2 separate regions of the Homo sapiens genome follow, and region 1 is linked to region 2. A link is an interaction called in ENCODE POLR2A ChIA-PET data of the cell type or tissue named here. Cell type or tissue: CD4-positive, alpha-beta T cell. All regions are shown on one strand. Each heading gives the region's core, and the rest is flanking DNA. Links, peaks and the distances in the headings are about the cores only. Region 1 overlaps CALR3 (calreticulin 3). Region 2 overlaps MYO9B (myosin IXB).

Region 1 (15,121 bases), core at 3,937-8,936, 640 kb before region 2:
ATTCATGTCCTAATCCCTGGAACCTGCCAATATTAACCTTACATGGGGCCAGGCACAGTGGCTCACTCCTGTAATCCCAGCACTTTGGGAGGCCAAGGCAGGTGGATCACCTGAGGTCAGGACTTCGAGACCAGCCTGAACAATATGGTGAAACCCCCTCTCTACTAAAAATACACAAATTAGCCGGACGTGGTGGCATGCGCCTGTAGTCCCAGCTACTTGGGAGTCTGAGGCAGGAGAATCGCTTGAACCCGGGAGGTGGAGGTTGCAGTGAGCCGAGACTATGCCACTACATTACAGCCTGGGTGACAGAGCTAGACTCCATCTAAAAAAAAAAAATTTACACAAATGAAATAGTGATGTAGGAAGAGTTAATCACGTGCTTCATACCTTGGTTTCGCCCCAGGTGGCCTTGCCAAAATTATCTGCGTACTCTTCATCATCTGTGATCAGAAAGTTATCAAAAATGGTTCCAGATCTCACCTGCAGATGAAAATAAGGCCTTCATTATTATGCTTTTATTCTTTATTATTTGTTTATTTTTCATTTCTTTTTTCCTTTGGAAATACATGAAGCTCAGGTGACATTTTTTATTTTTTAGAGATGGGGTCTTGCTATGTTGCCTAGGCTGGATTTGAACTTCTGGGCTTGGCCAGGCGTGGTGGTTCACACCTATAATCCCAGCACTTTGGGAGGCTGGGGCAGGTGAATCACTTGAGGTCAGGAGTTCAAGACTAGCCTGGCCAACACGGTGAACCCCATCTCTATTAAAAATACAAAAATTACCAGGTGTGGTCGTGCATGCCTGTAGTCCCAGCTACTTGGGAGGCTGAGGTGGGAGGATCGCTTGAACCCGGGAAGCAGAAGCTGCAGTGAGTTGAGATCGTGCCACTGCACTCCCGCCTGGGTGACAGAGTGAGACTCAGTCTCAAAGAAAAAAAAAAAAGAACTGGGCTCATGTGATGGTCCCACTTCAGCCTCCCCAGTAGCTGGGACTATTACAGGCGTGAGCCATACTGTCCCTGGCTACTAGGCCTTCATTATTGATGTGACATATGTAACAACTTTTCAAAAAGAAACAGTTGTATTTTGCTCAGTAGTGTATACTATAACAGCAATTAGAATAGTAGGTGGTGCTTAAACCCATTTCTAGAATATCCTTTCCCTCTAAGGCACTGGTTCCTTAAACGTGGCTGCACATCGGGATCACCAAAACTTTTTTTTTTTTTGAGACTTAGTCTCGCTCTGTTTTTTTTTTTTTTTTTTTTGAGATGAAGTGAAGTCTCACTCTGTTGCGGAGGCTGGAGTGCCGTGGCGCGATCTTGGCTCACTGCAACCTCCACTTCCTGGGTTCAAGTGATTCCTCCCAGGATTAAGTTATTCTCATGCCTCACCCTCCTGAGTAGCTGGGACTACAAGCACGCACCACCACACCCAGCTAATTTTTGTATTTTTAGTAGAGACGAAGTTTCACTATGTTGCCCAGGCTGCTCTCAAACGCCTGAGCTCAGGCAATCTGCCCCCCTCAGCCTCCCAAAGTGCTGGGATTACAGGCATGAGCCACTGAGCCCAGCTGGGATCACCAAAGCATTAAAACAAAAAAACAAACAAAACTCTCAGCACTTTGGAAGGCTGAGGTGGAAGGACTGCTTGAGCCTAGAAGTTCTGAGACTCCCATCTCTTTTTTTTTTTTTTTTTTTTGAGACGGAGTCTTGCTCTGTCACCCAGACTGGAGTGCAGTGGCCCGATCTCAGCTCACTGCAAGCTCTGCCTCCCGGGTTCACGCCATTCTCCTGCCTCAGCGTCCCGAGTAGCTGGGACTACAGGCGCCCGCCACCACGCCCGGCTAATTTTTTTTGTATTTTTAGTAGAGACGGGGTTTCACCATGTTAGCCAGGATGGTCTCGATCTCCTGACCTTGTGATCCACCCGCCTCAGCCTCCCAAAGTGCTGGGATTACAGGAGTGAGCCACCGCGCACAGCCTAGACTCCCATTTCTTAAAAAAAAAAAATCTGGATGTGGTGGCTTGTGCCTGTAGTCCTAGCTACTTGGGAGGCTGAGGTGGGAGGATCGCTTGGGCCTAGTTTGAGGCTACAGTGAGCTAGGATGGTGCCACTGCACTCCAGCCTAGGTGACAGAATGAGACCCTGTCTCAACAAAACAAAACAAAACAAAACAAAACACACACACGCAAAAAATCTAAAGTAAAGTTAAAACCAAATGACCTGCCAAAGCTCCAGGCCAATGGCACCAATGTTCTCAAATTCTGAGAGGTCATACTGCGTCAAATAGTCGGTATTCTTCATCTTACGGTGGAGCCAGACGTCTTTATGAATACCTTCTGGTTTCAGGCCATCCTGTATCAAAAAAACCATATGGGGTGGTCTCAATGACATGGGCAGCGGAGGGGCAGCCCTGGGGCATCCCTGGCATCATACAAAGAGGCCACACACCTGGTACGGGGGCTTCTGGAGCATCGGCGCTGGCCAGTCCCCATCCAGGTCACCGTTCCAGTCGCTCTGCTTGCTGGTGCTGGCGTCCAGAAAATGCTTCTCCCAGTCCTTCAAAGACATGTAAGGAAAAAGTAAAATCAGTCAGATGCTCATATATTTGTTGTTGTTGCTTCTGTTTTTGTTTCTTGAGACTAGGTTTTGCTCTCACCCAGGCTGGAGTGCGGTTGTGCAATCATGGCTCACTGCAGCCTCAACCTCTTGGGCTCCAGTGATCCTCCTGCCTCAGCCTCCCAAGTAGCTCGGACTACAGGCGCCCGCCATCATACCTGGCTACTATTTTTATGTTTTGTACAGTCAGGGTCTCCCTCTGTTGCCCAGGCTGGTCTCGAACTCCTGGGTTCAAGCGATCCTCCTGCCTTGACCTCTGGAAGTGCTGGTATTACAGGCATTAGCCACCACACCCAGCCAGATGCTCAGATTTGAGAAAGGAAATTATTAGATGCCAAGTGGCAGGCACAGGCTGGTGACCCCTGTCCCAGTGTCCCTCTCCCTTCTTCAGTTTGGTGGTCAGGAGGCCAAGTGCTTGGTGCTTCCAATCCCACTGAGGACTTCAGGGCAACACCACACTGCCTAGATTTTTCTCCCTAACCTGCCATATGACTTTAGCCCTTTCCTGCATGCTATGGAGAGGAGCAGCGGTGTGGAAACCTCAAGTAGTGGCTAGAGTGAAAAATGATGGTGCAAAAAGTGATGGTGATGGCCAGATGTGGTGGCTCACACCTGTAATCCCAGCACTTTGGGAGGCCAAGGCAGGCAAATCACTTGAGGTCGGGAGTTCGAGACTAGCCTGGCCAACATGGTGAAACCCCATCTCTACTAAAAATACAAAAATTAGCCAGGGATGGTGGCGGGTGCCTGTAATCCCAGGTATTCGGGAGGCTGAGGCAGGAGAATCACTTGAACCTGGGAGGCGGAGGTTGCCGTGAGCTGAGATCACGCCACTGCACTCCAGCCTGGGCAAGAAGAACGAAACTCTGTCTCAAAAAATAAATAAATAAGTAAATAAATAAATGTTTTACGATACCTTCAGATGTGTAGAGATGTGGCTGGTCTGCAGTGTGTGCTCTGGGGAGGGCATTTGGTTCTATAATATTGCCATCGTGGCTACCAGCCATGCAGCAATTGTCCAGTAACTGGGTACTTACAAACTACATTTGTGCACTTTTTAGAGTTGCCCAGGAAAAATTCACACCTGGGCTTTGTTGTCTTTAGTCTGTTCCCAATCCTTCGATTCTGCCGGGGACGTTTCCTTCTTGAGTGATGTTAAGTTCCAGTCGTACTCTATGCTGCCGGATTCAATTGACTGACCATCAATTTTCACATCATAAGAAAGATCTGGTCTTAAAATTAGAGTGTACAGGTGTGTGAAGCCATCAACCTGCATATTTTAGGGGGAAAAGCGTAACAATTAAATCCTCAATTTCTTTTTTCTTTTCTTTTCTTTTTTTTTTTTTTTTTGAGATGGAGTCTCACTCTGTCGCCCAGGTTGGAGCGCTGTGGCACAATCTCGGCTCACTACAACCTCCACCTCCTGAGTTCAAGCGATTCTACTGCCTCAGCCTCCTGAGAAGCTGGGATTACAGGCACCTGCCACCATGCCTGGGTAATTTTTTGTGTCTAGTAGAGACAGAGTTTCACCATGTTGACCAGGCTGGTCTCGAACTCCTGACCTCAGGTGATCCACCTGCCTCAGCCTCCCAAAGTGCTGGGATTACAGGCATGAGCCACCACGCCCGGCCAACTCTCGATGTTTTAATGCAAGTCTAAATATGCAGTTTATTTTTATTTTTATTTTTTTGAGACAGGGTCTTGCTCTGTCACCCAGGCTGGAGTGCAGTGGTGCAATCAGAGCTCACTACAACCTTGACCTCCCAGGCTCAAGTGACCCTCCCACCTCAGCCTCCCCAGTAGCTGGGACCACAGGTTCCTGGCACTACACCTGGCTAATTTTTGTATTTTTTGTCATGACAAGATTTCGCCATGTTGCCCAGGCTGGTCTTGAACTCCTTGGCTCAAGCAGTCCTCCTGCCTCAGCTTCCCAAACTGCTGGGATTACAGGTGTGAGCCACTGCACCCAGACATTTCTCCAGAATGTTTTTTTCATCCTGAATATTTCATTCATTAATGAGGATGGATGTGGCTGAAATGTGACTGTACTATTGTAACCCTCATAGGGCAAATGATGACATGTCATAGCTCACAGTAAAAAATGAGAGTGCCCTCCTGATGGGGTAAAAACTTCAGGAAACCAGTTAAAGGAGAGAAGTATCTCCAATGGGCCCCCTAAACTGGAAACTGGAAACAGGAGGTATGTCTACAAAGACCCATCCCTGGCTCAGTTAAGTATTTTATTATCAAAACTATTTTTTCTAAACTTAGTCTGGCAGGAGTTAACACTCATTTATTTGAATACAAGAGCAGTTACCTTACACCTGATCAGTTTCTTGTTTTCGTGATACTTATTCTTGAAATGTAAAATAACATGAACTTTCTTGATATCAAATCCACAAATATCGGGTCCTACAAAAAAGATTAGCTGCTCTCAATTTCTTTCCATAATGCATCACCGTAGAATAACCAACCCACAACCATTCTTTTTTTTTTTTTGAGACGGAGTCTTGCTGTCACCCAGGCTGGAGTGCAGTGATCTTGGCTCACGGAAACTTCTGCCTCTTGGGTTCAAGCAATTCTCCTGCCTCAGCCTCCTGAGTAGCTGGGACTACAGGCGCATGCCACGATGCCCAGCTAATTTTTGTATTTTTAGTAGAGATGGGGTTTCACCATGCTGGCCAGGCTGGTCTCAAACTCCTGACCTTGTGATCCACCTGCCTCGGCCTCCCAAAGTCCTAGGATTACAGGCTTGAAACACCACGTGCAGTCCATTCTTCTTACATATAATCAGATATTCACACTAAGATATTTATTTATTTATTTGAGACAGAGTCTCACTCTGTCGCCCAGGCTGGAGTGCAGTGGTGGGATCTTGGCTCACTGCAGTCTCCGCCTCCCGGGTTTAAGTGATTCTCCTGCATCAACCTCCCGAGTAGAATAGCTGTGATTACAGGCATGTACCACCAGGCCCAGCTAATTTTTGTGTTTTTAGTAGAGACAGGTTTTGCCATGTTGGCTAGGCTGGTCTCAAACTCCTGACCTCAAGTGATTTGCCTGCCTTGGCCTCCCAAAGTGCTGAGATTATAGGTGTGAGCCACTGCATCTGGTCACATGTGTGAATATCTTATTATTGTTGTTAAAGGACAATGTCCTGGCTTTCCACTCACTTTTGAGTGTGTTCTGAAGCTTATTTAAATATTCAAAGTGGCCTGCTAATCCCAGCACTTTAGGAGGCCAAGGTGGGGAGATGACTTGAGGCCAGTTTGAGACCAGCCTGGCCAACATGGTAAAACCCCGTGTGTACTAAAAATACAAAAATTAGCTGGGAGTGGTGGCGTGTCCCTGTAGTCCCAGGGACCTGTGAGGCTGAGGTGAGGGGATCACTTGAACCCAGGAAGTGGAGGTTGCAGTGAGCTGAGATCGGGCCACTGTACTCCAGCCTGGGTGACCAAGCGAGACTCCGTCTCAATTAAAAAAAAAAAAAAAGTGTGGGCTGGGCATGGTGGCTCACGGCTGTAATCCCAGAACTTTGGGGGGCTGAGGCGGGTGAATCACGAGGTCAGGAGTTCGAGACCAGCCTGACTAACATGGTGAAACCCCACCTCTACTAAAAATACAAAAATTAGCCAGCCATGGTGGCACACGCCTGTAATCCCAGCTATTGGGGAGGCTGAGGCAGGAGAATGGCTTGAACCTGGGAGGCGGAGGTTGCAATGAGCCGAGATTGCACCATTGCACTCCAGCCTGGGTGACAGAGCAAGATTCTATCTCAAAAAAAAAAAAAAAAAAAGGTATTTACACATGTAATGGATGTTCATGAGGAAATGTAGACAGATGGGCTCTGTGTTGCCTGTCTGAGGTTTTATGCATAACTTATGCATAGGAATTCATGCAAATGTCAAGACTGACAATAACTGTGCTTCCCTTGTCCTCCTCCTTAACCCCTCACCCTCAGCAAGCTCCCCTCACACTAATGGCTGGCGCTGACTCATTGCAACAAAGTGTCCCAATAGTAACAGAGTGGGTTTGAGTAAAATGGAACTGTTGAATTAAAAACTGAAATACTAAGAAAAATTTATTTTAATCTTTTTTTGACCCCAAATTATGCTGCTTGGCAATTCAGATGTAGTAGACACATGCTATATAGGGGTCTTTATTTATTTATTTATTTATTTCGGACAGGGTCTTATTCTGTCATCCAGGCTGGAGTGCAGTTGTGTGATCATAGCTTACTGCATCCTCAAACTCCTCGGCTCGGGGGATTCCCCTGCTTCAGCCTCCTGAGTAGCTAGAACCACAGGGGTGCGCCACCTCACTGGGTTAATTTTTAAAATTGTTGTAGAGATGGGGCCAGGCGTGGTGGCTCACGCCTGTAATTCCAGCACTTTGGGAGGCCAAAGTGGGTGGATCACCTGAGGTCAGTAGGTCGAGACCAGCCTGTCCAACATGGTGAAACCCCGTCTCTACAAAAATACAAAAAAATTAGCTGGGCATGGTGGTGGGCACCTGTAACCCCAGCTACTTGGGAGGCTGAGGTAGGAGAATCGCTTGAACCTGGGAGGCAGAGGTTGCAGTGAGCCGGGATCGTGCCGTTGCACTCCAGCCTGGGCGACGAGCGAAGCTGTGTCTCCACAAAAAAAAAAAAAAAAACATTTTGTAGAGATGGGGTCTTGCTATATTGCCCAAGCTGGTCTCAAACTCCGGGGCTCAAGTGATCCTCCCTTGATGTTTCAGATATCTGGGTGTTTTTTAGTTCTATTTTTATTTTTATTTTGTATTTTGTATCATTTATTTATTTATTTATTTGAGACGGATTTTTGCTCTCATTGCCCAGGCTGGAGTGCAATGGTGCAATCTCGGCTAACCATAACCTCTGCCTCCCAGGTTCAGGTGATTCTCCTGCCTCAGCCTCCTGAGTAGCTGGGATTATTACAGGCATGCGCCACCACGCCCAGCTAATTTTCAATTTTTTTTTTTTTTTTTGAGACGGAGTCTCACTCTGTTGCCCAGGCTGGAGTGCAGTGGCGTGATCTCAGCTCACTGCAAGCTCCGCCTCCCAGGTTCAGGCCATTCTCCTGCCTCAGCCTCCCGAGTAGATGGGACTACAGGTGCCCACCACCACACCTGGCTAATTTTTTGTATTTTTAGTAGAGACGGGGTTTCACTGTGTTAGCCAAGATGGTCTCAATCTCCTGACCTCGTGATCTGCCCACCTCGGCCTCCCAAAGTGCTGGGATTACAGGTGTGAGCCACCGCGCCCGGCTCTAATTTTGTATTTTTAATAGAAACGGGGTTTCTCCATGTTGGTCAAGCTGGTCTCGAACTCCCGACCTAAGGTGATGCGCCCGCCTCTGGCTCCCAGAGTGCTGGGATAACAGGCGTGAGCCACCGCACAGAGCCCTAATTTTTATTTTTTGTAGTGACAGGGTCTCACTATGTTGGCCAAGCTGGTCTCGAACTCCTGGACTCAAGTAATCCTCCTGCCTGGCCTCCCAAAAGTGCTGGGATTACAGGCATAAGCCACTGTGCCCAGCTGAGGATGAATATTTTGGAAGTACATTCATTCTTTTTTTGGAGATGGAGTCTCGTTCTGTTACCCAGGCTGGAGTGCAGTGGTGAGATCTCGGCTCACTGCAACCTCCACCTCCCAGGTTCAAGCAATTCTCCTGCCTCAGCCTCCTGAGTACCTGGGACTACAGGCATGTGCCACTATGCCCGGCTAATTTTTTTTGTATTTTTAGTAGAGATAGGGTTTTACCATGTTAGCCAGGCTGGTCTTGAACTCCTGAACTCCAGTGATCTGCCCACCTTGGCCTCCCAAAATGCTGAGATTACAGGTGTGAGCCGCGACACCCGGCCTGAGGTACATTTATTATTAAAGTTTTAAGTTACACTATACTTAGGTCTATTTCCTGTGGCCCAGTGTGGTCCCTTCCCAGTTCTAGCACAAATTTTAATCAAGTACCCCTGTTGTCAGGAGACATTTAATATTTTCTAGAGGTTTGCAGGCTTTTTCTATAAAGGCCAGATGGTAAAATATTTTTGGCTTTGTAAGCCTAATGATCTCTGTCATGACAACTTAACTCTGCCACTGGTACTGGCGAGCAGCCACAGACAACATATAAATGAACAGAGTGAGGCTGCATTCCAGTAAGACTTCATTTATGCACACTGAAATCTAAATTTCATATAATTTTCATGTATCACAAAATATCATCTTGTATTGATTTTTTCCAACCAGTTAAAAACGTAAAAAACATTTTTAGTTCACAGGTTATATAAACACAGGCAGTGGGCCAATTTGGCCCACGGCCAAGGTTTACTGAGTACTGAAGGATTCAAAACACAGGTTGAGGCCAGGCGTGGTGGCTCACGCCTGTAATCCCAGCACTTTGGAAGGCCAAGGTGGGTGGATCACCTGAGGTCAGGAGTTCGATACCTGCCAGGAGTTCGAGACCAGCCTGACCACCATGGTGAAACCCCATCTTGGCCGGGTGCAGTGGCTCACGCCTGTAATCCCAGCACTTTGGGAGGCTGAGGTGGGCGGATCACCTGAGATCGGGAGTTCAAGACCAGCCTGACCAACATGGAGAAACCCCGTCTCTACTAAAAATACAAAAATTAGCTGGGCATGGTGGTGCATGCCGGTAATCCCAGCTACTTGGGAGGCTGAAGCAGGTGAATCCCTTGAACCTGGGAGGAGGAGGTTGCAGTGAGCCGAGATCATGCCATTCCACTCCAGCCTGGGCAACAAGAGCGAAACTCTGTCTCAAAAAAAAAAAAAACCCATCTCTACTAAAATACAAAAAAATTAGCCAGGTATGGTGGCACATGCCTGTAATCCCAGCTACTCAAGAGGCTGAGATAGGAGAATCACTTGAACCCAGGAGGCGGAGATTGCAGTGAGGCGAGATCAAGCCATTGCCATTGCACTCCAGCCTGGTTCACAAGAGTGAAAACTCGGGCTCGAAACAAAAACAAAAACAAAAACAAAAACAAAAACAAAAACAAACAAACAAAAAAACTACACAGGTTGAGCATCCCAAATCAAAAAATCGCAAATCTGAAGTGTTCCAAAACCCAAAACTTTTAGAATCAACATGATGCTCAAAGGAAATGCTCATCAGAGCATTGTGGATTTCAGATTTTTCAGATTAGCGTTGTTCAACCAGTAAGGATAATGCAAATAATCCAAAATCCAAAAAAAATTTCCAAAATCCAAAACACTCTGGTCCCAAACATTTCAGATAAGGTATCCTTACCCTGCATGAGGGCAACATTAATGGTGAATAAATAACTTCTTCAGGAACACAACAGACTGGTACAGTTGCCTTTTTATATTAATTAGGCTTAATAGTGCTTGGATCCGATACACTCAATACTACTACAAACCTTGGATCCGATATACTCAATACTACTACCTTCACTACATTAGCAAAGTCTTAGTCTAAAGATCCTGTGAAGTGGGAGGGTTTTCAAAGTCACTAGAAGTGGTTGTGTTGCACCACGTAAACTCACCAAACATAATATAGTACTGCGATTTTCCATTCAGGTTCTTCTGGTCAATGTCTGCAGGAAAGACCTTAATGTAGCCCCCTCCACAGTCCATCTTCTGCTCATGTTTTACTGTGTACTGAATAACCAGAGTTTTCCCTTTATTGCTGAACGGTTTGAAGCGTGCAGAGATGGCATAGAATCGGCCATTCTGAGTGGTTTGCAGACCTTTGAACAAAATATACTCATGAAGGATCAGGAATGACGCTGCGCTAAGTAACGCAGGAAGTTAAATCGATGTCCTTCCCTTACTCCCAAACATAAATGTCCTAACCATTTACAGTGATCTACAGTGCCAACAGAGCATTATACAATAATGCATAATGGGTAGACCACTAGCAGGCACTCTGCTTCTATATAATTTTTTTTTTTTGACATGGAGTCTCACTCTGTCGCCCAGGCTGGAGTGCAATGGCGTGATCTCGGCTCACTGCAACCTCCACCTCCCGGGTTCAAGTGATTCTCCTGCCTCAGCCTCCTGAGTAGTTGGGATTACAACTACAATTAGCCACCACGCCAGGCTAATTTTTGTATTTCTAGTAGAGATAGGGTTTCTCCATGTTGGTCAGGCTGGTCTTGAACTCCTGACCTCAGGTGACTGCCCGTCTCAGCCTCCCAAAGTGCTGGAATTACAGGTGTGAGCCAGCGTGCCTGGCCCATACAACTTTTATTTCACACACCTGGAAGTTTTTGTTCTTAATATACCACTGTTCTTAATTAGTTAATTAATTATTTTTTGAGATGGAGTCTCGCTCTGTCGCCCAGGCTGGAGTGCAGTGGCACGATCTCTGCCCACTGCAAGCTCCACCTCCTGGGTTCACGCCATTCTCCTGCCTCAGCCTCCCGAGTAGCTGGGACTACAGGCGCTGGCCACAACACCCAGCTAATTTTTTGTATTTTTAGTAGAGACAGGGTTTCACCATGTTAGCCAGGATGTTCTCGATCCCCTGACCTCATGATCCGCCTGCCTCGGCCTCCCAAAGTGCTGGGATTACAGGCGTGAGCCACCGTGCCCGACTGGTCCCTTTCCTAAACATTCTACTCTGCCTTTTCAGCATAAAAGGCAGCCATAGACAATATATAAATGAATGGACTGCCAGGCATGCTGGCTCACGCCTGTAATCCCAGCACTTTGGGAGGCTGAGGCAGGCGGATCACGGGGTCAGGAGTTTGAGACCAGCCTGGCCAACATGGTGAAACCCTATCTCTACTAAAAATACAAAAATTAGCGGGGTGTGGTGGCATGTGCCTGTAGTCCCAGCTACTCAGGAGAGTGAGGCAGAAGAATCGCTTAAACCCAGGAGGCGGAGGTTGCAGTGAGCCGAGATTGCACCGCTGCACTCCAGCCTGGGTGACAGAGTGAGACTCCGTCTCCAAAAAAAAAAGAATGGATGTGGCTGTGTTCCAGTGAAACTTAATGGACACTAAACTTTCTTTCTTTCTTTTCTTTTTTCTTTTGAGACAGAGGCTCGCTCTATTGCCCAGACTGAATCTCTGCTCACTGCAACCTCCGCCTCCCAGGTTCAAGCGATTCTCCTGCCTCAGCCTCCTGAGTAGCTGCGACTACAGGCGTGCGACACCATGCCTGGCTAATTTTCATATTTTTAGTAGAGATGGGGTTTCACCACGTTGCCCAGGCTGGTCTTGAACTCCTGGCCTCAAGTGATCCACTCACCTTGGCCTCCCAGAGTGCTAAGATTACAGGTGTGAACCACTGTGCCTGGCCTAAACTTTCACATATGTGAAAGCAAATACAATTTAAAGCCTTGAGAGGCCAGGCATGGTGGCTCACATCTGTAATCTCAACACTTTGGGAGGCTGAGCCGGGTGGATCACTTGAAGTCAGAAGTTCGAGACCAGCCTGGCCAACGTGGGGAAACTCCATTTCTACTAAAAATACAAAATTAGCCGAGCGTAGTGGCGCGTGCCTGTGGTCCCAGCTACTCGGGAAGCTCAGGCAGCTGAACTGTTTGAACCTGGGAGATGGAGGAGCCATTGCACCCCAGCCTGGGTGGCAGGGCGAAACTCCGTTTAAAAAAATAAATAAGCCAGACGCAGTGGCTCACGCCTGTAATTCCAACACTTTGGGAGGCCGAGGCGGGCGGATCACCTGAGGTTGGGAGTTGGAGACCAGCCTGACCAACATGGAGAAACCCTGTCTCTACTAAAAATACAAAATTAGGCCGGGCGCGGTGGCTCATGCCTGTAATCCCAGCACTTTGGGAGGCCGAGGCGGGAGGATCACGAGGTCAGGAGATCGAGATCATCCTGGCTAACACGTGAAACCCTGTCTCTACTAAAAAAAAAAAAATACAAAAAATTAGCCGGGCGTGGTGGCAGGCGCCTGTAGTTCCGGCTACTCGGCAGAAGAATGGCGTGAACCCAGGAGGCAGAGCTTGCAGTGAGCCGAGATCGCGCCACTGCACTCCATCCTGGGCTACAGAGCGAGACTCCGTCTCAAAAAAAAAAAAAAAAAAATTAGCCAGGTGTGGTGGCACATGCCTGTAATCTTAGCTACTTGGGAGGCTGGAAGCAGGAGAATCATTTGAACCTGGGAGGCGGAGGTTGTGGTGAGCAGAGATCACGCCATTGCACTCCAGCCTGGGTAACAAGGGTGAAACTCTCTCTCAAATAAATACATAAAATAAATAAAAACCTTGAGCAAGTTGTGTGATCTGAGTCATGCAGCATGCAGGTGTAACCTCTGCTTCTTAAATCATAGATAAACCTTCTTCCTCATTGTTCTTGTTTGGCAAATGACTAGGACAAACCAGAGACCAGGCCTCCTCTATTTGTGACCACTGACCTTAGTTACAGATTAACTGCCTCCAGGACTGACCTGTACCTAACTCAGACCAGATGGCACAAAAGATGCCGTGACTGTTACATCTTCAGGGTGAAATGTTAAATATACCTTCTCAAAAGAAAAAGACCACCTTGACTAATGGGATCATGGTCATTATCTATCAAGCCTTGCCTAGAAAGATGCTGAAATTCTGTTAAGCTTCTCTAAACTTTGTCTATACAAATGATCCCAAACTTCTACACTTCAGAACACTGACTTCTATTCTTTGGGATCTGTGTTTTCCACACAGTTGTCCTTAAACTTTGAGCTTGAATTAGCTCTCTTGAAGCTAGAATTTTTTTTTTTTTTTTTTTTTTTTTGAGACAGAGTCTTGCTCTGTTGCCCAGGCTGGAGTGTAGTGGCACGATCTCGACTCACTGCAACCTCCGCCTCTCGGGTTCATGTGATTCTCCTGCCTCAATCTCTCAAGTAGCTGGGACTACAGGCCTATGCCACCATGCTCGGCTAATATTTGTATATATATATATTTTTTTTCTTGAGACAGAGTCTTGCTCGGTTATCCAGGCTGGAGTGCAGTGGCATGATCTTGGCTCCCTGCAACCTCCGCCTCCTGGGTTCAAGTGATTCTCCTGCCTCAGCCTCTGAAGTAGGTGAGATTATAGATGTGTGCCACCATGCCCAGCTAATTTTTGTATTTTTAATAGAGACGGAGTTTCGCCATGTTGGCCGGGCTGGTCTCAACCTCAAGTGATTCGCTTGCCTTATCTTGACCTGCCTGTACAAAAGTAAAAGCTCATTGTGTTGTACCCTGAAGAATGTGCAGGCGACAAGATGTAATGTTTATCTCTGTATTTTTTTCTTTTATTTTTTGAAATGGAGTCTCATTCTGTCACCCAGGCTGGAGTGCAGTGGTACAATCTCAGTTCACTGCAACCTCTGCCTCCTGGGTACAAACGATTCTTCTGCCTCAGCCTCCCAATTAGCTGGGATTATAGTTGTGCGCCACCACACTTGGCTAACTTTTTTGTATTTTTGTGGAGACAGGGTTTCACCATGGTGACCAGGCTGGTCTCAAACTCCTGACTTCAAGTAATCCGCCTGCCTTGGCCTCCCAACATGCTGGGATTACAGGCGTGAGCCACCGTGCCTGACCATATTTTTCTTTTTTTTTGAGATGGAGTCTCACTCTGTCACTGAGGCTGGAGTGCAGGGGCATGATCTCTGCTCACTGCAACCTCTGCCTCCCGGGTTCAAGTGATTCTTCTGCCTCAGCCTCCCGAGTAGCTGGGACTACAGGCATGAGCCACCACACCCAGCTAATTTTTGTATTTTTAGTAGAGACAGGGTGTCACCGTATTGGCCAGACTGGTTTTGAACTCCTGACCTCATGATCCGCTCGCCTAAGGCCTCCCAAAGTGCTGGGATTACAGGCATGAGCCACCGCGCCTGGCCTATTTTTCTTTTTAATACGAAAATTAAAATGAGAAAAAGTACCCACTAACCTTTTCCTTCTGAGGGGCATGGCCCTTGATCCTCAAATGCACTTGACTAGTGTCTATTAAGAGGGGCAATTTTGGTAATGCCTACTAATAACACATTCATATAAATATAATCCAAAGAAGGTTAAATACCATTGCATATTTGACAGTGCTTCAAGTATGATTTTATTATACCAAATAAGCTGAATATGTCTCCTTGGACTTCAGGGGACCTAATACCAATAAAAGTAATAATAATGATAATAGGCCAAGCACCATGGCTCACGCCTATAATCCCAGCACTTTAGGAGGCCGAGGCAGGTGGATTACTTAAGGCCAGGAGTTTGAGTCCAGCCTGGGCAATGTGGTGAAACTCTGTCTCTAAAAAAATTAGCAGGGCATGGTGGCGCACGCTTGTAATCGCAGCTCCTCAGAAGCCTGAAGCAAGAGAATCACTTGAACCCGGGAGACGGAGGTTTGAGTGAGCCAAGATCGTGCCACTGCACTCTAGCCTAGGCGACAGAGCGAGACTCCTACTACCAAAAAAAAAAAAAAAAAAAAAAAGGAATCTTTGGCAATAAAGAAAGGAGAGAGGAGGCTGGATGTTGTGGCTCATGCCTGTAATCCCAGCACTTTGGGAGGCCAAGGTGGGTGGATC
Region 2 (15,121 bases), core at 5,926-10,925:
GAGACCAGCCTGGCCAACATGGTGAAACCCCATCTCTACTAAAAATACAAAAATTAGCCAAGCGTGGTGGCAGGCGCCTGTAATCCCAGCTACTGAGGAAGCTGAGGCAGGAGAATGGCTTGAACCCGGGAGTCAGAAGTTGCAGTGAGCCAAGATCATGCCACTGCACTCCAGCCTGGGTGACAGAGCGACACTCTTCCTCAAAAAAAAAAAAAAAAAAAAGAAAAGACATATACAGGATTCTAGTTAGCGGGTATGTGAACTGAGGTTCTTGCCTGGAGCTGATTCTGCCATCGGTTGATGTTTGGCAACTGCTGGAGACATTTTTGGTTATCATAGCTGGGGAGGGAGAGATGCTACTGGCTTCTGGTGGGTAGAGGCCAAGATGCTGCTAAACACCCCACAGTGTACAGGACGGCCCCCCTCTTTAAAGAATGACCCGGCTGCAAATGTCAGTAGTGCTGAGGCAGAGAGACCTGCTTTAGTTTAGAGGCCTTTAGAGAGTACAATTGAAAATCTGGTCTGGCGCTCTGGACAGAATCTGCAGGGAGCAGTGGTAATTCAGAAGCCACCACCTAGATGGAGGCCGGGAGCCATGGCTCACGCCTGTAATCCCGGCACTTTGGCAGGCTGAGGCAGGAGGATAGCTTGAGCATAGGAGTTCGAGACCAGCATGACAACATAGCGAGAGCCTGTCTCTATATTTTTTAAAATTTTTTAAAATGAATTTATTTATTTATTTATTTATTTATTTTTATTTTTTTGAGACAGAGTTTCACTCTGTCACCCAGGCTGGAGTGTAGTGGTGCGATCTTGGCTCACTAAAACCTCCGCCTCCCAGGTTCAAGTGATTCTCCTGCCTCAGCCTCCCAAATAGCTGGGACTACAGGCGTGCGCCATCACGCCCACCTGATTTTTGTATTTTTTGGTAGAGACATGGTTTCGCCATGTTGGCCAGGCTGGTCTTAAACTCCTGACCTCAGGTGATCCGCCCACCTTGGCCTCCTGTGATCACGCCTGGGATCACAGGCGTGAGCCACCATGCCGGGCCTGTTTTTTTAATTTAAATTTTCTTTTAAATGAAGCCACCACCTGTGTGGAGGGAGCTGTTTGTGGAAGGTGTAATTGTTAATAAGATTGTCCTCCAAGGAGGATGAGAAGACGACAAGGGCAGGCAGCCCCTGGAGAGGCCCTCAGTGCAGGCCGGCCTGAGGGGACATCTCCAGTCCTGCCAAAGTGCCTGGACCCGTTCTCGGCACCTCTCACCTCTCCCCTACAAACCAGAATTTACCAGCTCCAGGAGTTCAGAGGAATGGCCAGGAAGCAAGATGTGGGGGTTTGAGTGCAGGCTTGGCTGCCTGCATGCTGTGTGACCTGCAGCAAGTCACTTGACCTCTCTGTTCTGCCTCCTGATCTCTCACGCCCCAGGGCCTTTGCATGTGCTGTGCCCTCAATCTGGAATACTCTTGCCACCATCATCCTTTTAAGTCCCACCCAAAGGCCTCCATGTCCCTTCAGTGCCAGCGCACAGCACCACTGGGAGATTCAGAGCACAGATCCAGGATGACGGGCAAGCATGGGGTGTGGCTCCCACTGCCTTGCACCCTGAGGCTCTGAGCAGGCTCTCTTCAGCGACCCTGTGTTTCTTACAGCCGGCTTCTGGTGTTGGCTGAGGAAGAGCCAGGAATGAGCGAGTGCTGAGATGGAGTCACAGGACACTGAGGCAGCAGGGAGGCCGAGGAGGGGAGCCTGGGCGGTCCTCCTATGCCTGAGTGCGCTCCCATCCTTACTCTGGAACTGCCACGTAAAGAAAAGCAGAGATGCCCCGTGGTTCATACCTGTAATCCCAGCACTTCAGGAGGCCGAGGCAGGAGGATCATTTGAGCTCAGGAGTTTTTTGTTTGTTTGTTTGTTTTGTTTTGTTTTTGTTTTTTGACACAGAGTCTCGTTCTGTCACCCAGGCTGGAGTGCAGTGGCGCAATCTCAGCTCACTGCAGGCTCCGCCTCCCGGGTTCATGCCATTCTTCTGCCTCAGCCTCCCAAGTATCTGGGACTACAGGCACCACCACCATGGCCGGCTAATTTTTTAATTTTAGTAGAGATGGGGTTTCACCATGTTAGTCAGGATGGTCTCGATCTCCTAACCTCATGATCCACCTGCCTCGGCCTCCCAAAGTGCAGGGATTACAGCTATAAGCCATTGCGCCCGGCCAAGCTCGGGAGTTTGAGGTCATCCTGGACAACGTGGCAAAACCCCGTTGCTACGAAAAATACAAAAATTAGCCAGGCGTGCTGGCGCATGCCTGTAGTCCCAGCTACTCAGGAGGCTGAGGTGGGAGGATTGCAGGCCCATGATATGTCAAAGGCAGGATGTGTAAACCAAGATGGAGGTGATGAGGAGCAGCTTGTGCCCAACTGTCAGGAGCAGCAAGGGTCTTTGTATCATATGATCCCTCTGGGCTCAGGGCAGTGCCTGCTGTGGCTTCCCCAGACCCAAGGAGGATGCCACACAGTATACCATTCAGCGTTGGAGTGAGCGCCCAAGACAGGCTGGGCAGCCACCGCTACTGCCCCTTTTCAGAGCAGATTGGATTCAAAGGAGATTATTTAGCCATAAAAAGGAATGAAGGGCCATTCAGGCTCACATCTGTAATCCCAGTGCTTTGGGAAGCCAAGGCGGGAAGATTGCTTGAGGCCAGGAGTTTGAAACCACCCTGGGCAACATAGTGAGACCCCATCTCTACAAAAAATAAAAATATTAGCCAGGCATGTGCCTGTAACCCCAGCTACTCAGGAGGCTGAGGCAGGAGGATCGTTTGAGCCTAGGAGGCAGAGGTTATAGTTGGTGAGCCATGATCATGCCATTGCATTCCAGCCTCGGCAACAGAGCAAGACTCTGTCTCAAAAAAAAAAAAAAAAAAAAAAAAGATAGATAGATAGATATCTAAATGTATATCTCCTTTATGCTAATTGGTAACAGTCCTCATGGTGAGTATTGAATAAACTGGCTGGAGTGGGTTTGTGGCGGCAGCTCTTGGAGTATATGTTCTGGAGAGAGAGAGAGAGATATATAACAGCAGATATAGAGCAGTTTAGTCCTGACATGGTGGCACATGCCTGTAGTTGCAGATAACTCAGAAGACTGAAGCAGGAGGATTGCAAAGCCCTGGGATTTACAGGCATGAGCCCTCATACCCGGTCTGGGGTTTCTTGTTGTTGTTTTTCAAGACAGAGTCTGGCTCTATCGCCCAGGCTGGAGTGCAATGGTGTGATCTCAACTCACTGCAACCTCCACCTCCCGGACTCAAGCGATCCTCCCACCTTAGCCTCCCAAGTAGCTGGGACTACAGGCGTGCACCACCACACCCAGCTAATTTTTGTATTTTTAGTAGAGATGGGGTTTTGCCATGTTGTCCAGCCTGGTCTCGAACTCCTGGACTCAAGCCATCCACCCATCTTGGCCTCCCAAAAGGCTGGGATTCCAGACGTCAGCCACGGCGCCTGGCCTGTTGTTTTTAACACACCCGCTTACTTGTACTTGGATTGTCAACTTTTTCTCTTCCTCACCACAGCCCACTGAAGGGACACAGCAGTGGTCCCACACTGGGGTTCGGGAGATGAGGGCAAACTGAAATCTTGGTGATTCAGACTTTCTTTCCCCACTACCATAAGTGAGGGAACCCACACTTACAGCAGATATGTATTCCAAATATATATATATATATATATCCAAGAGCTGCCGCCACAGGATGACGGGTTGCTGACCACAGCTCTGGAGAGTGGGTCCAAGGGGAGCCTGGGGGCCCCAAAAGGCATCCCCCACCCCAAGTTTACAGAGAGAGGCAGTGGCACCTGCAGGGAGGGCAGAGAGGTGCTGTGGTAGCTACAGACCCTCCTTCCAGCCCTCCCTAAGGAGATTACCTTTCTTTACATGTGCAAATGTTCACTTTTGCCGCATTAAAAGTACTGGAAGGGCGCGGTGGCTCACGCCGATAATTCCAGCACTATGGGAGGCTGAGGCGGTTGGATTGCTTGAGGTCAGGAGTTTGAGACCAGCCTGGGAAACATGGTAAAACCCCATCTCTACTAAAAATATGACAATTGGCCCGGCACAGTGCTGCGTGCCTGTAGTTCCAGCTACTCTGGAGGCTGAGCCAGGAGAATCATTTGAGCCCGGGAGTTGGAGGTTGTGTTGAGCCAGGATCGTGCCACTGCACTCCAGCCTGGGCGACAGGAATGCAACCCTGTCTCAAAAAAAAAAAAAAGTACTGGAAGTCTTTGCTGTTCAAGTCCCTGTGGTTTGGAGATTGTGTGGGGAAGCAAACGTCATCTCAAGATGAAACCTTTCCAAATGAGCTGAACACTTGCAGAATGAGCCTCCACTCAGACTCCCCTCTCAGCTTAGCCTAAGGCTGGCTCCTCCCATGATGCAAATACGGTGCAAGCTGGTTGCAAAGTGAGGTTGAGAATCTTTCTTGCAAAAGATGCATTATTTCAGGAAGCCATCAAAAGTTGCCTGGAGGCTAGGCGCAGTGGCTCAGGCCTGTAATCCCAGCACTTTGGGAGTAAGAGGGGGGCAGATCACCTGAGGTCAGGAGTTCGAGACCAGCCTGGTTAACATGGTGAAACCTCGTCTCTACTAAAAATACAAAAATTAGCTGGGTGTGGTGGCATGCACCTGTAATCCCAGCTACTCAGGAGGCTGAGGCAGGAGAATTGCTTGAACCCGGGAGATTGCACCTCTGCACTCCAGCCTGGGCAACAGAGTGAGACTCTGCCTCAAAAAAACAGGTGATCTGGAGAATCACTCCCCTCATACCTCCTTAAGTCTACATGGAACAGTCTCAAAAATCATTCCTACATCACAGCCAGGTGTGGTGGCACATGCTTGTAATCCAAGATGCTCAGGAGGCTGAGACGGGACGATCACTTGAGCCCAGGAGTTTGGGACATAGACACAGACAGCCAATGACAGGCAGGTATCAGTTAGCAGGCAGGAAAGAGGTTCAACCATGGTGGACAGAGCCTTAGGAGCTAATGAGGCCATGATGCTGGTAACTTTAAATGACATCATTCAGGGCCAGTTGCAGTGGCTCATGCCTGTAATCCCAACACTTTGGGAGGCCAAGGCAGGAAGCTCACTTGAAGCCAGGAGTTCAAGACCAGCCTATACAACAAAGCAAAACCCTGTCTCTACAATAATTAAAAAATTAAACAGGCGTGGTGGTGCAAGGTGGTGCTACTCAAGAGGTTGAGGTGGGAGGGCCGCAGGACCCAGGAATTGGAGGCTGAAGTGAGCTACGATCACACCACTGCTCTCCAGCCTGGGGGACAGAGCAAGATCCTGTCTCAGTAAATAAATAATAAATAAGTAAATAAAATGAAAGGATTTTCAGCTTGGCTTGCAAGTATATAAAGCAAGTTCTGTTCCTTGCTTTATACACAAGACACACCTAAATCAAAGGGCTTCAGGAAGTTAAAAACAAAGGGGAAAGCAAGCACAGGTGTACCAGGCAGTGAGAAACGGGAGATAGCAGAGCTGCAATTCGGACATAGTTCAGGCCTCTGCACATTACATGTGGCAAAGATTGGTTATGATGCCAAAAGCCTCACTTTGCAATAAAGGTATAACACTTGTGAATATCTATGCACCAAACAACATAGCCACTGCCTTTATACAGTAGAAATTTGTGTGTGTGTGTGTGTGTGTGTGTGTGTGTGTGTGATGGAGTTTCACTCTTGTCACCCAGGCTGGAGTGCGGTGGCATGATCTCAGCTCACTGCAACCTCCACCTCCCTGGTTCAGGCGATTCTCCTGCCTCAACCTCTGAAATAGCTGGGATTACAGGCGCACGCCATCACACCTGGCTAATTTTTGTATTTTTAGTAGAGACGGGTCTTGAACTCAGGTGATCCGTCTGTCACAGCCTCCCAAAGTACTGGGATTACAGGCATGAGCCACCACACCTGGCCACAAAGTAAAAATTCTAAAAGATACAAGGAGAAACACACACACAGCTTGGTTGAGTAGATAGAAAATAGGCAAGGATGTTAAGACGCCCAAACCACATGCTTAAGGCAGACATTGTGGCCATATCGTGAACTCTTAAGAGAATAAACCTCCTTACACATACATGGAACATTCTCAAAAAATCATTTTTCTTTTTTGAGACAGGGTCTCACTTTGTCACCCAGGCTGGAGTTCAGTGGTGCAGTCTTGGCTTACTGCAGCCTCAATCTCGTGGGCTCAAGTGATCCTCCCACCTCAGCCTCCCAAGCAGCTAGGATTACAGGCACTTACCACCATCAAGTCTGGCTAATTTTTGTATTGTTTGTAGAGACGGGGTCTCACTATGTTGCCCAGGGTGGTCTCCAACTTGTGGCCTCAAGCAATCCTTCCACCTTGGCCTCCCAAAGTGCTAGGATTACTGGTGTGAGCCACCACACCTGGACTCAAAAATCATTTCTATATCAGAGTCAGGTGTGGTGGTACACACTTGTAATCCCAGCTGTTGAGGAGGCTGAGGTAGGAGGATCACTTGAGCCCAAGAGTTCAGGACCAGCCTGGGCAACATAGCAAGACCCCATCTCTACAAATAAAAATCATTCCTATGTCAGGTAAAGAGAAAGCATTTAGAACTTCCCAGAGTAGAACAATTACAAGTGACACTCTAACAATGCAATAAAACTTCGTGGAACTTTTTTTTAAAGTAAACTTATATTGAGCAACTCTTAGATGAAGAGATACAAACACAGCTGGGCGTGGGGGCTCATGCCTGTAATCCCAGCACTTTGGGAGGCCAAGGCGGGCAGATCACCTGAGGTCAGGAGTTCGAGCTCAGCCTGGCCAACATGGCAAAACCCCGTCTCTACTAAAAATACAAAAATTAGCCGGGCACCTGTAATCCCAGCTACTCAGGAGGCTGAGGCAAGAGAATTGCTCAAATCTGGGAGGCAGAGGTTGCAGTGAGCCGAGATCGCGCCACTGCACTCCAGCCTGGGCAACAGAGTGAGACTCTGTCTCAAAAAAAAAAAAAAAAAAAGGTACAAACAGACCAAAATTGCAGGTTTTCTAAAAATCAGTGACAAACACCCGTATGTTATCAGAATCCATGGGCTATATTTAAAGTGATGGTAGGAGGACACCACATAGCTGAACACCCATTAGATCCACAAATAGGAAAGAACGGAAGTAAATGAATTCATGTCCTATCTCAAGCTGAGAAAAAAGAACAAAGTAACCCCCAAAGAGAATGATTTGGGCATCAAATGGGCAAGATGAGGCCAGCTGCGGTGGCTCACACCTGTAATCCCAGCACTTTGGGAGACCAAGGTGGGCAGATCAGTTGAGCTTAGGAGTTCGAGACCAGCCTGGGCAACATAATGAAACCCCATCTCTACCAAAAATACAAAAACTTAGCCGGGCGTGGTGGCACATGCCTGTGGTCCCAGCTACTTGGAGGGCTGAGGGTGGAGAATCACTTGAGCCTGGAAGGCAGAGGTTGCAGTGAGCCAAGATCATGCCACTGCACACTAGCCTGGGCAACAGAGTAAAACCCCATCCCCCCCCCCCCAAAAAAAGGGTAAGATGAGCCCTAGGGGAAATATGATAAATTCTTCAGATGTTTTCACAGCCTTGAGAACCAAACAGGACCTTCCCCCATCAAAGCCTGGTTTGTTCTGTATTCTTTCTGTGACCTAGTACGTGGTTTCGTGATAACCTAAACCCAAATTTAGTGACATATGTAAGATTTCAGTAACTTGTTTCACACTTAGGTTTTTGTTGTTATTTAAGGCTTCCCCTACCCCACCCCTGTAGGGTTTGCTGTGAGACTTTAGCTCATGGTAGGAGTCTGTCCTTAAAGGGCCACGTCCTAGCCCTGGGAGTCCTTGCTGCGTTTCAGTGTTTGCTGTAATGCCATCTGCGTCTGTGGCTGACAGTTGGTGTCTCTTGTGAACTGGGACATACGGCGTTGGGAGCACTCAGCTCTCTGTACATCCCTGCCGTCCGTCCATCTGACCAGCAACCAGCTATCGAGAGCCTGCCGGGGTGCCCCAAACCCCTTGAGCAACCAGAAAAGAACAGAACCCGGCAGCAGCTAGGCTAGGGGCCCTGGAGAGCCTCCACTTCCTCCTCTGCGAATAGGGGAGCCATGAGGTTGGGGTGACTCTTCCACTTCCTGCCCCCACATCCGCAGGCCAACTGAGCCTGCAGCTGCCTCCTGTGCAGGCTTGGGCTTGGGGGTGTGGGGAGTCCTGTCTTGCACCACATAGCTGCCTCCTCACCTCCATGACACCCACCCCCTTCGCAGGGTCTTCCTTGTGCCTGGCTGGCATCATCCCCGACATGGCCCCCACTAACCTCCTCATTCCCTCGGCCCCGCCTTCACCACAGCTCTGAGCTCTGTTGAAAGCATCAGCTAAACTTCTCATTTCCTCGCCTCCAGCCCTGCCTGCTGGCCTCCGCCCCCTCTGCTCCCAGCTCCCAGGGAGTCTCTTCTCACCCAGCCCTCCTTGGGCACGTGACCCTGTGGACCCATTTTGTCCTGGGTGCTTCCCAGGCCTGCTCCTCCACGTCCCCACCATGGCCTCGGGAGACCAGTCACCCAGGGTGACACTCACCTCCTGCCGACCCATCCTGCTGGAACCATGTCGGGGATCCCCGGAAAACCCCATTTAACAGAGGATCCAGAACAGCGGCCCCTGGCCACTCTTTTCTCACGAAAACCAGACAGTCTGTATTTCACACAGATCCTAGGGGCCACCCAGTCTCTGTCAGAATGGCTTGACTCTGCTATTGTAACTCAAATGCAGCCTTAAGCCAGACCCAGACCGATGTGGCTGTGTGCCAGGAAAACGTCATTTGCTGCTGCTGAAAATTGAATTTCACATCAATTTCAGCCATCAAGAGATCTTTTGACTTTTTTTTTTCTTTTTTTTTTTTTTTGAGACGGAGTCTCGCCCTGTTGCCCAGGCTGGAATGCAGTGGTGCGATCTCAGCTCACTGCAGCCTCCTCCTCCCGGGTTCAAGCGATTTCCTGCCTCAGCCTCCCAAGTAGCTGGGACTACAGGCGCCCACCACCATGCCCGGCTAATTTTTGTGCTTTTAATAGAGACGGGGTTTCACCATATTGGCCAGGCTGGTCTCGAACTCCTGACCTTGTGATCCACCCCCACCCCCACCCCCACCCCCCACCCCCGGCCTTCCAAAGTGCTGGAATTACAGGCATGAGCCACCACACCCACCCGATCTTTTGACATTTTTTCTCCCCTAAGCATTTTTTTTTTTTTTTTCAGATGGAGTCTCACTCTGTCGCCCAGGCTGGAGTGCAGTGGCACAATCTTGGATCACTGCAACCTTTGCCTCCCAGGTTCAAGCGATTCTCCTGCCACAGCCTCCCAAGTAACTGGGACTACAGGTGCACACCACCACGCCCGGCTAATTTCATTTGTAGTTTGGTAGAGATGGGGTTTCACCATGTTGGCCAGGCTGGTCTCAAACTTGTGACCCACCCCCCTCGGCCTTCCAAAGTGCTGGAATTACAGGCATGATCCACCATGCCCGGCCAATTTTTTGACTTTTTTTCTCCCCTAAGCATTTTTTTTTTCCAGTTGGAATCTTGCCCTGTCGCCCAGGCTGGAGTGCAGTGGCGCAATCTTGGCTCACTGCAACCTTCGCCTCCCAGGTTCAAGCGATTCTCCTGCCTCAGCCTCCCGAGTAGCTAGGACTACAGGTGCCCACCACCACACCCGGCTAATTTCTTTTGTATTTTGGTAGAGACGGAGTTTCACCATGTTGGCCAGGCTGGTCATGAACTCCTGACCTCAAGTGATCCGCCCTCCTTGGCCTCCCAAAATGCTGGGATTATATGTGTGAGCCACCATACCCAGCCCCCTAAGCATTTTTAAAATGTGAAAACTGTCCCTAGAACGTAGGCTGTACAGTAATAGGTGGCTGGCCACACTTTGCAGACCCCCGGTAGAGATCACTGGTACCAGGAGGGTGTCCTCCATGTGGCCACACCCATGCCCCTACCTGTTTGTCTGTGACCGCTTTCCTGCCACATTGGCAGAGCTGAGCGGTGACAGCAGATGGAGCCAAAAATATTCACCACCTGCCCCTTCGCAGAACAAGTTTACTGGCCCCTGATTCACACAGAAAATCCCGCTTAATCCTCCATCTGCTAAGGCAGAGATTTTTCCAAAACCTTACCTTACAGGAGAGAAATCTGAAATCCAAGAGCCGTGAACTAATTTGCCCAAATTGCCCAGCAGTAGCCTTGAACCTCCAACCCTCCCCCTGGCCACCAGGATCCACTGAATCTTGCAAAGTGTCTCAGCAGAAGTAGCCTGCAACCTGGCTAGTCATGGTGGCTCAAGCCTGTAATCCCAGCTTTTTGGGAGGCCGAGGCAGGAGAATCACTTGAGCCCAGGAGTTCAAGGCCACCCTGGGCAACATAGCAAGACCCTATCTATACTGAAAAAAAAAAATTTTTTTTTTTAAATTTAGCAAGGCACAGTGGTATGCGCCGGTGGTCCCAGCTACTTGAGAGTCTGAGGCGGGAGGATCGCTTAAGCCCAGGAGTTTGAGGCTGCAGTGAGCTAGGATCACACCACTGTACTCTAGCCTGGGTGACAAAGCAAGACCTTGTCTCACTAAAAGAAATAGCCTGCAGCCCCATGAGGACCTGGGGGTTTATTTCCCTGGCATTTCCGTGAAGCACAGCCCCAGCTCCCAGTGGCTGCCCCATGGCTGTTTGCTTGGCAGACCTGGCAGAGCAGAACCCCCCGGTCCCTCAGGCGTCCTGGGACAGGGCACTGCCCATAGGGCTCCTGTGTCCATGAGGGCCTGGCACAGCCTTGGGATGTGGCCTCCGCCTACCGGCTTGAGCCACCGGCGCTCAGGGTCACAGCTCTCGTCTGGGTCTGACTGCTGTCAGTGTCCCCAGGTGGGCGTCACCTACTCCGTGGCCTCGGGACGAGTGCTGTTTCAGGTAGAAAGTTCTGCTAGGAACTTGGAGAATACAGGAAAGAAATAACAGGAGGTCCAAGCTGGCTGCCAGGCCCTGGCCAGTGTCATGTGGTGGTCTCCACCTTACCCAGCTAGAAGGAGAGAGGACTTTTGCAAACCAAAAAGCAAGGGGACAATCTCCCTCTTTCAGCCCCTTTCTTTAGGCTCTGTGGTGGCTCGATATTTGCAGATGTTCTTTCTCCAGCCGCAGCCTCTCTTGGCCATACCGGTCACTCCTTCATCTCAGTGCCTGCATGGCCTTGACGGGACAGGGGAGATCAGAAGTTCTGCGTGGCTCATGGCCTGAGCAGGGGGGTGGAGGCTTCACCCAGAGGTGGTGTTGCAGAGGGAGGAAGAAACAGCATCAAGGGACCGGGCATGGTGGCTCACACCTGCGATCCCAGCACTTTTGGGAGGCTGAGGCAGGTGGATTGCCTGAGCTCAGGAGTTCGAGACCAGCCTGGCCAACGAGGTGAAACCCTGTCTCTACTACAAATACAATAAAATTAGCTGGGCTTGGTGGCGGGCTCCTGTAGTTGCAGCTACTCTGGAGGCTGAGACAGGAGAATCACTCGAGCCCGGGAGGTGGAGGCTGCAGTGAGCCAAGATCGTGCCACTGCACTCCAGCTTGGGCGACAGAGCGAGACAGTTTCAACAACAACAACAACAACAACAAAAAGAAACAGCATCAAGGCTCCGGGAAGTGAGCAGCCCACTCTGTCCAGGCAGGTCCAGGGAGGCTCCCAGAGGCCAAGACACCTGAGCTGTGGCTAAACGTAACCAAACGTGTCAGGGCAGGTGGGCAGGGCATGGGCCAGGAGGGGAGCCACGGACGCGTCAGCCTCCTGCTCTTGGACTTGAGGGAGGGCGGCAGACCTTTCAGCACTTCTGTTTCCTCGTCTGAAATGGGGATGGCAGGTCTGCTTCTTAAAGGAATGCGAGTTGAAGAGGGAGTCTCGAATCCCACAGTATATGCCCCTAGTGGGCCACTCCTCACCACAGGTCATGATATGTCATAGTCTCTGTTCTCCCTAAAATGTTTTAGGGAGAATGGTTTTTTTGGTTTTTTGGTTTGTTTGTTTGTTTTTAGATGGGTTCTAACTCTGTTGCCCAGGCTGGAGTGCAGTGGTGCAATCATAGCTCACTGTAGCCTCGACCTCCTGGACTCAAGCAATCCCTCTCCCTCAGCCTCCTAAGTAGCTGGGACTACAAGTGTGTACCACCAGACCTGGTGAACTTTTCAGTTATTTTTCTTTAAGAGACAGAGTCTTGCTATGTTGCCCAGCTGGTCCTGAATCCATGGCCTCAAGCGATCCTCCTGCCTTGGCCTCCCAAAGTGCTTGGATCATAGATGTGAGCCACCTGCCTGGCCTCCCTAAAATGTTACCAGGCATTCCAACCAAGAGGAGAGCCATCCTTTAGATAGAAGATATAGAATTTTTGACCAGGCACAGTGGCTCACACCTGTAATCCCAGCACTTTGGGAGGCTGAGGCGGGTGAATCACTTGAGGACTGGAGTTCGAGACCAGCCTGGCCAACATAGCAAGACCCCATCTCTACTACCAGTACAGAAATTAGCCGGGCATTGGCCGGGCACGGTGGCTCACGCCTGTAATCCCAGCACTTTGGGAGGCCGAGGCAGGCGGATCACGAGGTCAGGAGATCGTAGACCATCCTGGCTAACACAGTGAAACCCTGTCTCTACTAAAAAAAATACAAAAAATTAGCCGGGCGTGGTGGTGGGCGCCTGTAGTCCCAGCTACTCGGGAGGCTGAGGCAGGAGAATGGCGTGAACCCAGGAGGCGGAGCTTGGAGTGAGCCGAGATCGTGCCACTGCACTCCAGCCTGGGTGACAGAGCGAGACTCCGTCTCAAAAAAAAAAAAAAATTAACCAGGCATGGTGGTGCACACCTGTACTCCCCACTACTCAGGAGGCTGAGGCAGGAGGATCGCTTGAACCTGGGGGGCGGAGGTTGCAGTGAGCCACTGCATTCTGGCCTGGGTGACAGAGCAAGACTTGGTCTCAAAAAAAAAAAAAAAATCTAGAATTTTTGCCTACATAGGACGTTCAACCCTGGATGTCTCTTTTCACAGATTCTCTGTTTGACTGAACATTAGACTCCTGAACCTTGTCCCAGTCCCATCTGTGCACTTCTTTATAAAATCCAGTTTCAGCTGAGACCCTGCTAAGTCAGTTTAACAGGAACCCTCTGCCCTTGAGAGCTGATCACCCTTGATGTCTGATCGGGCTCTGTATCTTCCCCCATACCCCAGGTACTATCTGATCACCCTGGCCTGTCTTCAGCAAGAATCCTGTTAGGTCGGTTTAGCTAGAAACTGCTGTATGCTCAGTGTTTCCTCTTAGTAATTTTCCATCCACTGACCCCCACCCTGCTCCTTGGTTATAAAGTCCCGCTTGCCCAAGCCATATTCAGATTTGAGCCCAATCATTCTCCCCCACTGGAAGGCCCCATCACAGTAGTGGGAATAAAGGCATCCTGCCCATGTGTTAATGAGTACCATTGAATAATCCTTTTTTGAGACGGAGTCTCGCTCTGTCACCCAGGCTGGAGTGCAGTGGCATGATCTCGGCACACTGCAACCGCTGCCTCCCGCATTCAAGCGATTCTTCTGCCTCAGCTTCCCAAGTAGCTGGGACTACAGGCGCACGCCACCATGCCCGGCTAATTTTTGTATTTTTCGTAGAGACAGGGTTTCACCGTGTTGGCCAGGCTGGTCTTGAACTCCTGACCTCAGGTGATCTGCCCGCCTCAGCCTCCCAAAGTGCTGGGATTACAGGCGTGAGCCACTGTGCCTGGCCCTATTGAATAATTCTTCTCTAACTTTCTCAATTCAAGAAACCTTTTTAAATTGCCCAGAAGAAAAATCTCAAAGGCAGGGGCGTTTGGAAGGCGGCCAGACTTCTTCCAGCCCTCAATGTCCCTGGTGGGCACATGGCATCCCCACTGGGCCCACACCTAGGCCAGCCCTGTCAGAGGAAGAGGCAAGACTGCCTCTACGTTAGTTTTACCTAGAAACCGTGACTGGGGGGAAGCTGAATTATGACCAATAGCTTTATGGATTTCTTTCTTCTGTGCTTTTCACGAGGTTTTTAAAATTTTTCTTTAATTTTTTTGGGGGGTGGGGCGGGGAACAGGGTCTCACTCTGTCGTCTAGGCTAGAGTGTAATGGCACAATCATGGCTCACTGCAGCCTCAACCTCCTGGGCTCAAGTGATCCTCCCATTTCAGCCCCCTGAGTAGCTGGGACTAGAGGCATGCATCACCACGCCTGGCTATTTTTTTCTTTTTTGTAGACACAGGATCTCACGGCTGCTCTTGAACTTCCTGGGCTCAAGTGATCTCCTGCCTTGGCCTCCCAAATTGCTGGGATTACAGTTGTGAGCCACTGTGCCTGGCTTATTTTATTTCTTTTTTTTTTTTTTTTTTTTTTTTTGAGACAGAGTCTTGCTCTGTCACCCAGGCTGGAGTGCAGTGGTGCAATCTTGACTCACTGCAACCTCCACCTCCTGGGTTCAAGCAATTCTCTTGCCTCAGCCTCCCAAGTAGGAGGGACTACAGGCTTGTGCCACCACGCCCGGCTAATTTTTGTTATTTGTAGTAGAGACGGGGTTCCACCATGTTGGCCAGGCTGGTCTTGAACCCCTGACCTCAAGTGATCCATCCACCTTGGCTTCCAAAGTGGTGGAATTACAGGTGTGAACGACAGTGCCAGGCCTTATTTTATTTCTTATTTATTTATTTATTTATTATTATTATTTTTTTTTTTTTTTTTTTTTGAGACAGAGTCTCGCTCTGTCGCCCAGGCTGAAGTGCAGTGGCGCAATCTCGGCTCACTGCAAGCTCCACCTCCCAGGTTCGTGCCATTCTCCTGCCTCAACCTCCCGAGTAGCTGGGACTACAGGCGCCACCACCACGCCCAGCTAATTTTTGTATTTTTAGTAGAGATGGGGTTTTACCATGTTGGCCAGGCTGGTCTTGAACTCCTGACCTCAAGTGATCCACCCACCTTGGCTTCCGAAGTGGTGGAATTACAGGTGTGAGCCACAGCGCCAGGCCTTATTTTATTTCTTTTTTATTTATTTATTT

What was found. Peaks named below come from ENCODE experiments on the same cell type or tissue, not always from the same donor. Only the 100,000 strongest peaks of a DNase experiment are listed, where the experiment ranks them.
Region 1: POLR2A ChIA-PET joins it to region 2 with 5 read pairs; 2 of 35 experiments call an interaction of 5 or more read pairs at or near these places.

The regions. Positions count from the first base shown.
Region 1 is chr19:16,480,224-16,495,344 of GRCh38, forward strand. It overlaps CALR3 (calreticulin 3), which reads right to left. Exons shown (of 9, transcript NM_145046.5): 3 at 10,144-10,347; 4 at 4,940-5,034; 5 at 3,707-3,892; 6 at 2,455-2,562; 7 at 2,227-2,358; 8 at 391-483. Among named protein-coding and RNA genes, the nearest start is that of CALR3, 8.4 kb to the right of the region's middle. RefSeq lists a silencer at 6,395-6,689. In CD4-positive, alpha-beta T cell, for the core only: no CTCF peak of the experiment used is centred there; no DNase peak of the experiment used is centred there.
Region 2 is chr19:17,117,736-17,132,856 of GRCh38, forward strand. The region is part of intron 2 of MYO9B (myosin IXB); the gene reads left to right. Among named protein-coding and RNA genes, the nearest start is that of SNORA118, 33 kb to the left of the region's middle. RefSeq lists enhancers at 7,880-8,269, 8,380-8,819, 13,206-14,204. In CD4-positive, alpha-beta T cell, for the core only: no CTCF peak of the experiment used is centred there; DNase peaks (open chromatin) are centred at 7,776, 8,196 and 8,576; H3K4me3 peaks cover 1,529 bases; H3K27ac peaks cover 3,409 bases.